Linked DNA regions of Mus musculus: region 1 is linked to region 2. Evidence: chromatin loops called from intact Hi-C (ENCODE). Cell type or tissue: left cerebral cortex. All regions are shown on one strand.

Region 1 (5,000 bases), 57 kb before region 2:
CCTCTTCTGGTGTGTCTGAGGGCAGCTACAGTGTACTTGTATACAGAAAATAAATAAATAATTCTATAGGACTTCAGGCAGGCAGATCTCTGAGTTCCAGGCCAGTCCCTGTAGCCAGCACAGTCTAGGCTAACTGAGATATGTCTGGGGAAAAAAAAACAACCAACCAACCAAACAAACAAACAAACCAACCACACAAAGCTCTCCCTGCCTGTATGACCACTCTCACCCCAGAGCTGCAGGTGTTAAGAGCTCCCTCTGGTAGTTTCGGGAATTCTTGAACCTTCTACTGTTTACTTCTGGAGTCTTTTTTTTTTTTTAATTTATTTATTTATTATATGTAAGTACACTGTAGCTGTCTTCAGACACACCCGAAGAGGGGTTCAGATCTCATTATGGGTGGTTGTGAGCCACCATGTGGTTGCTGGGATTTGAACTCAGGACCTTCAGAAGAGCAGTCAGTGCTCTTAACCACTGAGCCATCTCTCCAGCCCTACTTCTGGAGTCTTAAGAACCTGTCTCCAGGAGGAATGTTGATCAATTTCTTCATAACTCAGAGTCTCACTGGGTCACCAGACTGGCCTCAAATGTGCATAGTCCTTGAGAGTGCTGGGGGTTTACATGTGACGTATGATGTCACAGGTCTATTTATTTATTTATTTATTTATTTATTTATGGTATTTTTCAAGACAGGGTTTCTCTGTATAGCTCTGGCTGTCCTGGAACTCACTTTGTAGACCAGGCTGGCCTTGAACTCAGAAATCTGCCTGCCTCTGCCTCCCAAGTGCTGGGATCAAAGGCATGCACCACCATGCCCGGCTTTTTTGTTTGTTTGATGTCACAGATTTTTTTTTTTTAAGATTTATTTATTTATTTATTATATGTAAGTACACTGTAGCTGTCTTCAGACACTCCAGAAGAGGGAGTCAGATCTCGTTACAGATGGTTGTGGATGGTTGTGAGCTACCATGTGGTTGCTGGGATTTGAACTCCGGACCTTTGGAAGAGCAGTCAGATGCTCTTACCCACTGAGCCATCTCACCAGCCCGATGTCACAGATTTTAAGAGTATTGTTTTTCAAGATTTTTTTTTTTGAGACAGGATTTCTCTGTGTAGCCCAGAAAGATTTTTATTTTAAAAATTATGTAGGACTGGTGAGACATTACTCAGCAGTTAAGAGCACTGGCTGCTCTTCTGAAGATCGTGCATTCAAATCCCAGCGACCAGGTGGTGGCTCACAACCATCCGTAATGAGGTCTGACTCCATCTTCTGGTGCGTCTGAAGACAGCTACAGAGTACTTACATATAATAATAAGTAAATCTCTGGGGCTGGAGTAAGCAGAGGTTCTGGGTTCAATTCCCAGCAACCACATGATGGTTCACAACTATCTGTACAGCTATAGTGTATCATATACATAAAATAAATATTTAAAAAATTATGTATATATGTGCCAGCATGTCTGGGCAGCTTTCGTCCCAGGGCTTGGGAGGTAGACTCTGAATTCGAGGCTAGTTGGGTCTACAGAGTTTCAGGACAGCCAGGGCTATGTAGTTGAGACCTCATCTCAAAAATCAAGAAAAAGAAAAAAAAATAATTTCTTTTGCTTGCTTGTTTTTGTTTTTTGTTTTTGTTTTTGTTTTTTTTTAAGAAAAGTTTTCTCTGTATAACCATGGCTGTCCTGGAACTCACTTTGTAGACCAGGCTGGCCTCAAACTCAGAAATCTGCCTGCCTCTGCCTCTGCCTCCCAAGTGTTGGGATTAAAGGCTTACACCACCACTGCCCAGCCAACAAAATACTTTTTAAAAGAGATCTTTTTTTTTAAATTTTATTTTATTTTTATTAGGTATTTTCCTCGTTTACATTTTCAATGCTATCCCAAAAGTCCGCCATACCCACCCCCCCAATCCACTACCCACCCACTCTCCCGTTTTGGCCCTGGGGTTCCCCTGTACTGGGGCATATAAAGTTTGCAAGTCCAATGGGCCTCTCTTTGCAGTGATGGCCAACTAGGCCACCTTTTGATACATATGCAGCTAGAGTCAATTAAAAAGAGATCTTTAGTGTGATACAGGGGTGATCTACCACATCACCTCATCTACAGAGTGGGGTGGCGATATTGCATGTTTCTGTATCCTTTTCCAAGCCTATATACCCTTGTTTTATTTTCTGGGATTTAGCTAATGAGGCAAGTCTTGAAGGGTACAGAACAGAAGGAAGCAGAGGTCCAGCACCCTCCAGCTCTGTGACGAGGCTCATCAGTCCTTTTTTTTTTTCTTTCTTTCTTTCTTGTTTTTTTTTTTCGAGACGGGGTTTCTCTGTGTAGCCCTGGCTGTCCTGGAACTCACTCTGTAGACCAGGCTGGCCTTGAACTCAGAAATATGCCTGCCTCTCTCAAGTGCTGGGATAAAAGGCATGTGCCACCACGCTTGCTCGTCAGTTCTTATCAAGCTAGGCCACTAGGGGCCGCTCTTCGCTCGCAGCCACGGCGCGCAGGCGCAGATGCGAAGCGGCCCGGAACCCTGCTTCTCAACCACCTGGTCCTCTTAGAAGGCGGTCCGGGCAGGAAGCGCAGGCGCAGTACTTCGGAACCCGGTGGCTGGGTTGGCGCGCGCGGCCGGACCGAGTCCGCTGCCGTCCCTGTCCCCCGAGTCGGCGGCTCCGGCGTGACAGTGGCGGCGACATGTACGCGGTGTACAAGCAGGCGCACCCGCCCACCGGGCTGGAGTTTACCATGTACTGCAACTTCTTCAACAACAGTGAGCGCAACCTCGTGGTGGCCGGCACCTCGCAGCTCTATGTGTACCGCCTGAACCGCGACGCCGAGGTAGGCCGTGTCGAGGCAGTGCCGCAGTCATTCGGCAGGTTCCCCAGTGCAGGAGCTGAGGTTTGCCAAGGGTCTTTGGGCCCCAGAGCCAGTTCATCGCTGCCTCGTTGTTTGGCCTCATCCTACCCTGCCCGGACACCTCTGCCCGCGGTCTACTGCTTGTTCTTTGGAGATCGATTTTCAGGAGATTGTTGCACACCTTCCACGAGCTTAGCAGCAAAGACAAGCCAGTGAACCCTTGAGGGCGATGATTCTTTAGGAAGTCAATACTGCCACACACAGACGGCCACAGTGTCTCTCTAGGAGTAAGACCCAATGAAGGAGACTGGGTGTTTCTGTACAAAACAACCAGAGCTCTTTCTGAGATTGAGCAGATTTGTTGTGGAAGAACGTTTCTTCCTAAAGGAGCAAGGCTGGATGTTTCTCGGGGACAGACTATTGTCAGTAGATGTAGTAATGTGGAATGAATTCATCAGTACATTGATAACGGGGGTGTTTTGGTTGCTAGAGAGACAGCAAGCGGTTCAGGAAGCCCTCCCCCCCTCCCCCCAAAAAAAAGGCAATTTCCGTGGCTCTTTAATCCCAGTTCGATCCATTAATCCCAGGTGGAAGCAGACAGATTTCTGGGTGTTCCAGTTTAAACTATTTCCAAGCCATCTAGGGCTACATAGTGAACCTCTTGTCTAAAAACAAAGCAAAAAAGCCAAGAAGGCAGATGCTTTTTTTAAAAAATTAGACTTATTCATATTCATTTGTGTTTGCTTGTATATATGTATGTACACCATATGCATTCTTGGTGTCCATGGAGGTCAGCATTATGGATAGTTGTGCCATCAAGTGGGTCCTCTGTAAGAGCAACAAGTGCTTTTGATGGCTGTGCATTACTGCCAACATGCAGTTTACTGGGGTGGCAGAACTGGACAGGGAAATCTCACCTTCATAGAAGATGTGTTTTAAATAGACAAGGAAGTGTGGGGGAAGTATGTGGGAGTTAGGCAAAGGGGTTTCAAGGAAAGTTAAGTTTTTGTGGTAGAGGCTAAGGGAAGGAGGAAGGAAGGGAAAGAACGGGTAAGAAGTAACAGGGCAGGGCCTCCACAACACACTCTCCAAGCAGGAAGTTTTGGCAATGAAATAATCTTACCCAACTTATGTTGGAGAGAGGTCCAAGAAAGATGGTCAAGAAGTGGCTGTAGCCATTAGGCAAGATGGTGGCCTGGACCAGTGCAGCTATGACAGTTCAGGATTGATAGAGGTGGAGTTTGAAAGGAGCTCAAGGTAATGCCAAGAATCTGTCACTGTTCTGGGCAACAGGTCTGGATTTGGTCTTAGCAGTTACAGGGATGCTGTCACTATTCCCTGAGGTGGAGATGGCTGTTGGGGGTATAGAAGTGAGGTGACAGGAGCAGACAGTCACCTAAGAGTTGGGAGAAATGTGGCTGGGAGGATAACATTTTGGAAGTGGGCCCTGTGGCTCTACTCTTGAGTCTTAAATGACTGTGACAAAGTGGTGCAGGGACAGAGGCATTGGGGATGGTTGAGTCCTGTGGAGAATTGGTAGCAGAGGATCAGATAGCTGGTTGGAAGAAGACCTGTCCAGAGAGCAGCAAAGAATTGGAGCTGTGACTGGTAGAAAGCAAGAATTTTAAAGATTTGTTTTCAATTTTACTTGTTAGATTATTTTTGTGTCTATGAGTATCTGAAGTACTTGTGGTCATGTTTACAGATGGTTGTAAGCTGCCACATGGGTGCTGGGAACCGAATCTCCATCCTTTAGATGAGTGTTCTTTATTTAACCTCTGAGTCATCATTCTAGTCTCTGTTCTTTGTTTATTCTTTGAAGTGACTATTTTATGTGCATTGGTGTTTTGCCTGCATGTATTTGTCTGTGTGAGGGTGTTGGATCACCTCGAGTGGAGTTTTTTTGTTGTTTTTTTCGTTTGTTTGGTTTTTGTTTTTTTCAAGACAGGGTTTCTCTGTGTAGCCCTGGCTGTCCTGGAACTCACTCTGTAGAACAGGCTGGCCTCAAACTCAGAAATCCTCCTGCCTCTGCCTCCCAAGTACTGTGATTAAAGGCGTGCACCACCACTGCCTAGCTTGGAGTGGAGTTTTTAAGCAGCATGTAGATGCTAGGAGTTGAACCTGGGTCCTCTGGAAGAGCAGCCAGTGCTCTAAA
Region 2 (5,000 bases):
GCATTTTGTTTTGATTTTGTTCCGTTGAACAGGGTTTCTCTGTACAGCCCTAACTGGCCTGGGACTAAATGCATGTGCCTTCAACACCTGGCGCTTTCAAGGTTTTTAATGACTAAGCAGAGACCTTGAAAGCCTCACTGTCTCTTCTGCTCAGGAGATTCTAGAGCGCCATCTAGTGGCCACTCAGTTCAGTCTGCAGGCACTAACTAAGCCTCCGGTCAAAGGATTCTTTCCTGTTATTGATCAGCTGATATTTCTGCTGGGAGAGTTCAAAGTTACTGAGTCTCTTCTGGCGTCAAGTACAATCATCAAAGTGGGAAACCCTTGGAAGCAGTAATGTCCTTTCTCTCTTGTGAGGGAAGGCCGGCTCATATCTGACGACCTCACACAGGTTGAACCTGAAAAAGGACAAATTCCTGGACCATAAGGAGCCCAAAAAGAAGGGCATCCCTCTTCCTCTGAGTACTGATGAGACCCTGGGGTTGTGCGAGCTCTTCTATTTTTTCATTAGATATTGCAAGAATCAAAGTTACATTCTTTTCTTTAAAATGTATATCTGACCAGGGCAAGTGTCCAGAGAAGCTAGAGACTGGAAGCTGAACTTACAAGTGATTGTAGGCTGCCCAGTGAGGGTGAGAGTCATTCTTCAGTCCTCTACCTTGAATGGTAAGCATTCTTACTCCAGATTTCTCCAGATTCCAAATTATATTCCTTATTAGTACAGGGGTCGTGTTTCTTTTTCTTCTGTGATGACCGCCCTCTCTTGTTAACATTCCAGTACTCAATCCTCCTCAGTAGTACTAATGACAAGCCTGGTCAACAAACCCACTTGATCGGCCTCTTCACCTCTTCGGTAGACAAACTTCCATTCCTCTGTGGTCCTGTGTAACTGCTAGGGGCAGTGTATCTAAACTGCAGATCCAGTGAAGGTTGTCTCTTCAGCTCTTGTTCCTACCCTCTCCGCTTCCCCCTTTTAAAAGATATAACAGTCTTGATTTTAAGTGGTGGCGCACGCCTTTAAGCCCAGCACTTGGGAGGCAGAGGCAGGCGGATTTCTGAGTTCGAGGCCAGCCTGGTCTACAGAGTGAGTTCCAGGACAGCCAGGGCTACACAGAGAAACCCTGTCTCAAAAGACTAAAAGACAAAACAAGACAAAACAACCCCCAGAGCCTGCTATAATTCCCACCAAACTTAAATCCTACTACCTTTACTGGCAGATCCTAATCCTGAGGACCCTGCAGCTTTTCTGTGTGGAGAGACTCCGCCTCACCTGCAGTAATAGATAATAAGCCTTATAGGATGAGCCTCCTTCCGAGGCTACTTTGTTCACAGACAGAGATGGCTTATGGAGGTACGACACAGACTTTTCAGGGAATACAACCGTGAGTTTCACAAAGGTGATAGAATGTGGGTGCTTTGGGGGTAATTCTGCATCAGCCTCCAGAGAAGAAGTAATTGCTCTCACTAGAACTTTCCAGCTAGGGGCACAAATGGGACACCATTTAGCGATGCCTCAGCCCATGCTTTCTGTACCTGTGCAGTCACCTGGAGAGAGAGGGGTTTCCTCACTGCCCATAATGCCCTCTTAAATATGCCACTGAGATTCTGACCGTATTAGATGTCATCTGGCTTCCAACCCAGGAAGCTCTTACACACTGCAAAGCCACAGAGAAGACTATTCTGACATGACTCCCACTCCAGGCTGCCTTAGTTCCCAATCCTTCTTCTACAATACCCCCTCCCCCCAACAGGAAACTCATGGGCTTTAGATCAGAGCTGCTGCAAAGCCGCCCCAGAGGGATGGATACACAAAGCCCAGTACAGTAAACTCCTGCTCCCTGCATCTTCCCAATGGGACAGTTTTCATCAGGCCATGAATCTGGGGACCAGGGCCCCCCAACTTCCAATTGAATTCCTCATTACAGGTATAACAATCCCCCCAGACCTGTGGTCTCATTCTTTCTTTTGTTGTTTCATTTGTTTTGTTTTGTTTTTGAGACAGGGTTTTTCTGTGTCGACCAGGCTGGCCTCAAACTCAGTGATCTACCTGCCTTTCCCTCCCTCCCTCCCTTCCTTCCTTTCTCCCTCCCTCCCTCCCTTCCTTCCTTTTTAAATTCTGTGTGCCTATGACATACAACTCATGAGACTTGGTCCTCCCCTTAACTATGTGGAACCCGGGGACCAAACTCAGGTCATCAGGCTTGGTGACAAAGTGCCTTTTACCTACTAAACCCTCTTTCCAGTCCTTTTGTTGTTGTTGTTGTTTGTTTTTGTTTTTTTGTTTCTTTCAAGACAGGGTTTCTCTGTGTAGCCCTGGCTATCCTGAAACTCACTCTGTAGACCAGGCTGGCCTCGAACTCCGCCTGCCTCTGCCTCCCGAGTGCTCGGGTTAAAGGCGTGCAACACCACGCCCAGCCTTGCCAGTCCTTTTATCCCCCTTAATATGTATTCATTTTTGGTGTATATCTATTTTGCCTGCGTGTGTGTATGTGTATTGTATGCATGTCTGGTGCCTGAGGAGGTCAGAAGTGGGAGGCAAAGGCAGGCGGATTTCTGAGTTCGAGGCCAGCCTTGTCTACAAAGTGAGTTCCAGGACAGCCAGGGCTATACAGAGAAACCCCTGTCTCAAAAAACCAAACAAACAAACAAACAAAAAGAATCCCTCTGGAACAGGAGTAACTGATGGTGGTGAGCCACCATGTGGACGCTAGAAACCAAAGCTGGGTCCCCTGCCAGAGCAGCAGCAAATGCTCTTAACTCTCTAGCTCCACCTTGTGGTATGATTCTAAAGTTGGTCATTTGTGTTGTCGATCTGAGGAAGCCAAAGACCCTGAAGCATTTTGTGGCCTATTCAACATAAGGGAGCTATGCAGGGGGAAGACTGGCAAATAAATTTAACACATATCATGTACAAGGGACTGAAATATCTACTAGTTCAGGAAAATGCCTGCATCAGACAGATAGAAGCACCAGTAACATGCAGTGGGTCTGAGATACAACCACTTTGCTCATAGGATATGTGATTTGTTGTTTTGAGCTCCCTCAGTCCCTACTACCTGATAATACCCTGGCTGTTTTACCTTATTCCCCCCCCCTCTCTCTGTCCCTCCATTCCCCCCCACACACCTTTATTTTACTGTCTTCTTCTGTTCTTCCTCTCCCCAGTCCCCTCTTTGAATTTTTTGAGGCAGGACAGCCTGGGATTTGTAGTGATCCCCCTGCCTCTGCCTCCTGAGTGCTAGGATTACAGGCATTCCTTGCTCGCAGTACCCAGTCTGGCTTTAACTTCCGTGATGCCCGAAGAACGTAAAGCACTTTAAATATCATCTCAGCTGCTTGGTACCTTCTATCTCCTGGGAAGATGGAGAAGGCTAATCTAATCCTTGAGAGATTTCTCATTTGACTCAAGACTTGGCCTACACTTCCTACCATTGCGATTTATAACCCCCCCCCCCAACAAACCCAGTCCCTTCAAAGCCCTTTACAGCAGGTCCTTGTTCCAGGCAGATCTCTTGCTAGGTTCAACATGTCACTGAGACAGAGGAGCAAGGCATTCACTGACTAGTGGGAAGAGCAGAACCCCACAGTTTGGGATTGCCCCTTATACCATCTAAAGAGAAAAGGCCACTTGGAGCTGCCTGGGTCATAACTGATCTAGTCCTCCTCCTGTCTCCAAGCAGCCAGCCACTGTAGGCCTGTCACCATTCGTTAACCTGTCAGTAATACCATATACCTGTCACTCTGAGATATGCCTGCTTCCTATTCCAATGAGATCCAGGTAAAACCTACCTGAACACCACCAGACTTTAATGGGTAGCCAAGATTCTTTCTCTCACCTTCAAAGTTCTAGGATATAATTTTTCAAGGTTTCTCTTATTCCAGGGACATCCTATAAGACCCAATCCAGTTTAGAATATTTATCCTAGACTTGCGCCATCAGGGAGACTTACAATATTCCTGGACACCTTGAATCACAACATTGTCTTTAACAACTCACCCCAACATGGCTCCTCTCCTGGCTCAGTTTCCCCCTCATCTTTACCATCATTCCCCTCAGACTTATCTGTCCTTCTGGTCAAATCCGCTCACTCACTCCCTGCTCACTCCAGCCCAAATAATTATTATTTTACATAAGTACACTGTAGCCATCTTTAGACAGGCCAGAAGAGAGTGTCAGATCTCATTACAGATGGTTGTGAGGCACCATGTGGCTGCTGGGAATTGAACTCAGGACCTTTGGAAGAGCAGTCAGTGCTCTTAACCACTTAGCCATCTCACCAGCCCTTATCTGTCCTTCTGAAGTCACGCCGTGGTTTCATTTTTGGCCATTGTGAGCCAGTGGTGCTGGCATATACCTGTAATCCTAGCACTTGAGAAACTAAGGCTCAGGGATTCAAAGTTAGCTGGGCTATATAGTGAGACTGAGGCCAACCTAGGCTACATGAGACCTTGCCTCAAAATAAAGAAAGGGGAAAAAAATCAAACATAACAACAAAAATATCCGTTTTGCACTTCACTGTTTCCCAGCTCTGCAGCCGTCCCTACAGCTCCTCATCTCTTCTTGTCACCATCTGTGGGAGACCGTGGTCTGAAGGTGTTTTCTGGTAACTACCTCTCCAGCACTACTCTCTGGCATTATTCTTTTTGCCCCTCTCATACTTAACCTGATTCAACTGGACTCTTCCATTAAGTTTTGAATGGCATTGTCTTAGGGATATCAACTCTTACCACCGACATCAGTGCCCGTCTCTCCACTGGAGCTCTCTCTCTGTCTCCGTGTGATGACATAATCTTGCTGTCTACCTCTTATCATAACCACTCCCTCCCCTCCTCAGGATGCTGCTCAAGCATTTTCCATGGCACAGAACTATGACCCTATGATTAATGCAAAGCCATCTCCCCAGCCCTCCATAAAAATGAGAAAGACAAACATCATCTCTATCTCCCACGAGCTGGGATTAAGGGTGTGTACCACCACGCCTTTAACTTTCTTCGATATT

Evidence for each region. Hi-C counts contacts between places; a loop is a spot of excess contacts. Peaks named below come from ENCODE experiments on the same cell type or tissue, not always from the same donor. Only the 100,000 strongest peaks of a DNase experiment are listed, where the experiment ranks them.
Region 1: it touches region 2 in a loop (4-fold over the local background); 25 of 42 quality-filtered maps call a loop at or near these places.

Annotation. Positions count from the first base shown.
Region 1 is chr15:76,605,162-76,610,161 of GRCm38, reverse strand. It overlaps Cpsf1 (cleavage and polyadenylation specific factor 1), which reads left to right and starts at 2,571. Exons shown (of 37, transcript NM_053193.2): 1 at 2,571-2,827. The coding sequence starts at 2,684. In left cerebral cortex, a CTCF peak has its summit at 2,468 (motif pointing right); a DNase peak (open chromatin) is centred at 2,540; H3K4me3 peaks cover 1,173 bases; H3K27ac peaks cover 517 bases.
Region 2 is chr15:76,548,071-76,553,070 of GRCm38, reverse strand. No RefSeq gene overlaps it. Among named protein-coding and RNA genes, the nearest start is that of Gm35739, 6.9 kb to the left of the region's middle. In left cerebral cortex, CTCF peaks have their summits at 166 (motif pointing left) and 2,750 (motif pointing left); DNase peaks (open chromatin) are centred at 165 and 2,754.